Linked DNA regions of Homo sapiens: region 1 is linked to region 2. A link is a loop called in an ENCODE intact Hi-C map of the cell type or tissue named here. Cell type or tissue: sigmoid colon. All regions are shown on one strand.

What was found. A loop is a pair of places that touch in the nucleus more often than their neighbours do. Peaks named below come from ENCODE experiments on the same cell type or tissue, not always from the same donor. Only the 100,000 strongest peaks of a DNase experiment are listed, where the experiment ranks them.
Region 1: it touches region 2 in a loop (3-fold over the local background); 9 of 110 quality-filtered maps call a loop at or near these places.

What each region holds. Positions count from the first base shown.
Region 1 is chr5:67,647,046-67,649,545 of GRCh38, reverse strand. No RefSeq gene overlaps it. Among named protein-coding and RNA genes, the nearest start is that of LINC02242, 1.5 kb to the right of the region's middle. In sigmoid colon, no CTCF peak of the experiment used is centred here; a DNase peak (open chromatin) is centred at 1,115; H3K27ac peaks cover 591 bases.
Region 2 is chr5:68,255,682-68,258,181 of GRCh38, reverse strand. All of the region lies in intron 2 of PIK3R1 (phosphoinositide-3-kinase regulatory subunit 1), which reads right to left. Among named protein-coding and RNA genes, the nearest start is that of PIK3R1, 41 kb to the right of the region's middle. In sigmoid colon, no CTCF peak of the experiment used is centred here; a DNase peak (open chromatin) is centred at 1,195; H3K4me3 peaks cover 268 bases; H3K27ac peaks cover 428 bases.

The sequences.
Region 1 (2,500 bases), 610 kb after region 2:
ACAGCAGCCTGATGTTTAAATCACATGGTTGTTATAACAATGGGCATTGAAACACAGGAGAATGAATAAAGTCCTCATTGGACTATAATTTCCAGTGTTTTTGGCACTCTTGGTCCACCTGAAGAAAGGATGAGACTTTAGGAAGTGTGTTTGTTTACATTCAGCAACTGTTCTAACTCTCTAGTGGAGGAACACTTGGACAAGGAAGGTCTCTGTTCCCTTTCTAATGTTGGACATTTCTGTGTCCTTCCCTGCACATGCTGAGAAACAAGAACTGCCCACTCACTCAGTTTTTTGGATCCCTGTGTTTTGTGAGAAGGGGCAATGTTCTCCTTACCAGTCTAGGGTCAGAAACCACTCAATGACAGTGAAAGAGAACCTACAGGAGATTTACTTTCAGGAAACCAAATCTGCCAGTGAGATAGTTAAACTTGTCCTGATGGAGTGAAAAAGCAGATACAGCCAGGAGGTATGTCCGATGTGAACAGGTGCAAGACTCTCACAAGATGCTGGTTCTCCTCTTGCTAAAGACCAATGACAACAGAGTGAAGAGGGGACCATTCTGGTGATGTTTCCATGACAGCACATGAAACCCCGAAACCCCAAATCTTGTGAGAAGAGCTGCCAAACCTTTGAAAACACCACAACCACAGGGACTCCTAAAGCTTTTAGTAGAGTATCCCCCTTTACCCCCCAGAAGAAAAGTATTCAATTGACCCATCTAGTTAAATGAACTATTCACCTTCTGCTCTTGTGGTCTATAATTGTCATCCCATTGCTTAGGAATCAAGGATGCATCCATGCAGGGACCCAGCTAAAAGCAAGGAGAAGGAAAATTAATTTGTATCTAGCTTATCTTTTTTGAGTAAGCCATGAAACAACTGCATACTTTATGTCTTGGATCAACAAGGGAGCCATGCCAAATGTCAGATTAAATATTCCACAGCTGAAGTGTTTGCATAGCTTTTCAGTGGCTACCATTTAAAGAAAGAAAAACAATGATGGGACTTAAAAAAAAAATACTCCCTTAGCTTCACATGCTCACAGTGTACTGCCAGCAATTGCTCTCAACTTGGAAGGCCAGGCCATGCGTATCTTGTCCGTGGAGTGTCGGTGCCAGCTGGCAAGCAGAACCCTGTGCTTCCATTCCCTCCAGGAGCATGAAGCCCCACTGTGCATCTTGAAGGCCACAGCCGCACTGCTGTATTGTTTAACCCATAACTGCTCTGGCTAAGGAGCAAGTCATATAAAGAAGGAATTTCCTGGTTCTTGAAGTGTCTATCATGTTTCACCAATGAGTTTGCATTCGCCGCATGTGTTTTCAGTTTGGGTTGGCTCTGTGGGGATGCCGAGGAAACTGGAGACAGATCTTTATTGAAACAGAATAATAAGTCTGAACAAATCAGCTTTATTGTCATTGGCTCTGGTGTGGTTTGGATTAATTTCAGCTTTATATTTCTAAAGGATTGCTTAAGAGGTGATGCTCTCCAATTCCAGGTTATGTAAAGGAAGGGAGAGAACTGACATACCTTAAGTAACTACTAAGTGTCAGGAGCTTGCCTGCATTATCTCAATTACTTTTCCTAACAATCCAATAAAGTCGTTGTTCCTCCATTCATCTTACTGATGAGAAAACGGAGGTGCTGAGAGGGTCATTCACTTGCCTGATGTAGCACAGTTAGGAATACAGCTGTGGAGTACAATTGGTTTGTTTCATCTTAGATCTGCTGATCATTTTCTGTGACCTTGGGCAAGTCACTTCACCTCTCTGCTCTAACTTTCGCATCTTCAAAACGTGAATGATAATGAGAATCCTTCACAGAGAGTTAAAGAAAGCAATGTGTGTAAGGTGATCAGTGCAGGTAACTGGTCAATAAATTCAGCCATTGTTATATGACAGTGCGGAGACTGAAACCTAGTGCAGCTCCCTTCCAAGCTGGTGCTGATTTCCCTCACCAGTCTAGAGATCAGTGCCACCCTTCTCCATGGGGAAGGTTTAGGTGGAACTGATACTCGAGAGACTAAAATTACAGGGTGATTTAACATCCTTGCTTTAAAAGTATATTCCCTATTGGGGCAAACAAAGCCTGTAGTTCTGGCTCAGGCTTGTATTTTGGAAAAAAAAAAAAAAAAAAAAAAAAGCTCTCTGAAAAGGAAGTAGGAGAAGAGAGAAGTGATGTGAGATGTGGAAGTTGCAGGGCTGTCATCTCACTGTCCTGGCCAGTTGCTTGGATTCAGGATGAAAAAAGGAAAAGTTGCCTGGTAATATGTTTTCTCATGACAGCTGATGTCTAGTCTGTTCACTGCAGCAAAAGTGGAGCTTAACCGATGATTTTTAACAGGCATCACCATCATAATGCCTGGCATCCTGGTGCTCAAACCCCACCTGAGTGCTTCCCACGTGCCAGGCTTTCGGCTGGCCTTGGGATACAGAGATGAGTAAGACATGGTCCCAGTTCTTGCAGAGCTCCCAGATGAGTGATCAAATGAGCCTTAGAGC
Region 2 (2,500 bases):
GCAATTTAGCACCTCGTGCTGTCAGATGTTTTCTTACAACAGGTGCCCACAGTGCTTGCTCTTGGTCCTAAAACCTGACTCTAAGTGCATAGACTGAAGCTTCAACCCAGCTCCTAATTGACTCTTCTAAGAAAAAATGTGTTCACAGCTCAAATATCTGCTTCCAGTTTGGATCCCCAAGGGAAAACTATGTCTTCTAAAAAGTCAGGGTGCTATTGTTTTCTCTAAGCATAAAATGTGTTTTGGGTGTCAGAAACTGGAAGTGGCAAGCAGTTCCCAAACTCAGATTATACGATAACATTATAAATAGCTAAAAGGTACTGAATCAAAAATTATTATTCAGGAGAGGCAACAAGAAGATAACAGGGAATTATAGGCAAGGGAGTTTCCTTTGGAAATGTTAGTTCCTGGGGAACAGAGGCTATCTACAGTGGATGTCTGAAAAAGGCAATGAGGAGAGGACAGGGAATTAATATTATAGACATGGAATCTTCTTTGGAAATGACAGTTCCTGGATTTTAAAAGTGCTATATATAGTAAATGTTTGAAAATGTTAAACTACTCTGCAAAAATTGTCTAACAAAGGAAGGAAAACATAACTTTCCAGCATAGGAGTAAAAGTATTAGCAGAACATAATAAATTCAAAGTGTAGTACAGCCCATCTCTCCCCACCCCAACTGGCTGTCACAAATACATTACTCCCCTGTGGGGCCTGCCTTTGCACAGCCAGCCAGCCAAAGGGGTAAAAAGAACAACATTAAACCGTAATTACCGGGGCCTGCCTTTGCACAGCCAGCCAGCCAAAGGGGTAAAAAGAACAGCATTAAACTGTAATTACCAGCCCTTTGTTCATGGGTTACTCCTCCATGGTTATGTCTGCATTTTCATGTGATTTTTGGTAGACAAGACAGGGTGAAATGTGTGGGTCGGGGGAACTTCATGGCTCTTCCTCTGGATGGAGCAGCTATCAGCCACCTGTTCAGATTGCCTTGCGTTATGTACACTTTTACTTGCTCCTATAATTTAAAATGCTGAAGGGAAAAAAGCAGTAAGATTTTAGGGTAATCTGGGCTTGGCTGGGCCAGGCAGCTCTTGCTTCTGTGGTGCTCCCACCTCAGACTGGACCATGAAAGGTCCTGGGTTCCTGGTGGCACATATCACAGTGATGGCTGAGGAGGCCCCATAAAGCACGTCTTCCCTCTCCCTGGAGTGGCCACACCCTGAGACACATGCTCTGTACCACAGGACAAGTACTAATGTACTGCATCCCCGCCACTTGCCAGGTAACCAAGTTAGCTAAAACTGGCCAGGTGAATGTACTAACCTTCTTCAATAGGGCTAGGGCTAGGCCAAACTGAAAAATAGGAGGCTTGTCTTGAGCACTTGTTTTTTCTTTCCCAAACTTTTTTTTTTTTAACCCAGCTTGGCATTATTTTTTGTTCTCCATTATCTCACACTCTTGCTAATTGCCCCTCTCAATCCATGAGACTACATAGTGAATTTTGCACAACTGAGACTAGATGGTCATTCTGGATACCCATGTATGCATACTGTTGGTGCTTCAACAACAATCAACTTCATAAGGTAACAGAAAAGAAGTACAGCAATAATACCTTGAATTTATGTAGCCCTTTAAAAAATTACAAAATGTTGCTGGGTGCGGTGGCTCACACCTGTAATCCCAGCACTTTGGGAGGCCGAGGCGGGCGGATCACAAGGTCAGGAGATCGAGACCCTCCTGGTGAACACGGTGAAACCCTGTCTCTACTAAAAATACAAAAAGATTAGCTGGGCGTGGTGGCGGGCACCTGTAGTCCCAGCTACTCGGAAGGCTGAGGCAGGAGAATGGTGTGAACCTGAGAGGTGGAGCTTGCAGTGAGCCGAGACTGCGCCATTGCACTCCACCCTGTGCGACAGAGCGAGACTCCGTCTCAACAAAAATAAATAAATAAAAAATTACAAAATGTTTTTATACTTTTTTTTTGATATTCAAAGAGAAAAACAGAGTGGGGTGGTCAGAATGGAGAAAGACTCAGATTAATAACCACGTTCAGGCTGTTTTCATTAAAGAACAGAAAAACATCTAGTTTAAGGAATCAAGGTTGCTTTGAACTATGCACTATTTTGAATAAACAGATACTTGATGTTAAAGATTTTTGTGAACACGCCCCTATGAATTCAGCATCCCACTCCTTTCAACCAGGTGCTTCAGTAGAAAGAATAAAACCACACCACAAAGGCAGTCAGTTACCAAGCCTGCAAGGCCCATGGCTCTGTGGTTTTTGAAGATATTATCAGCATTTTAATGTGAAACGTCTTGCAGACCCAAAGCCCCAAATAATCACCACTTTTTGGGAATTTGTAATTTTCCAAATGACAACAAGAACATTTATGACTCTGTATATTATAATCTGTCGACTACAAGAGCTATTAATGACAAGAGAATTCCAGTGCTATAGGGAGCAGCTTTTTCACATTGATAGCCGTATGTTTCACTTT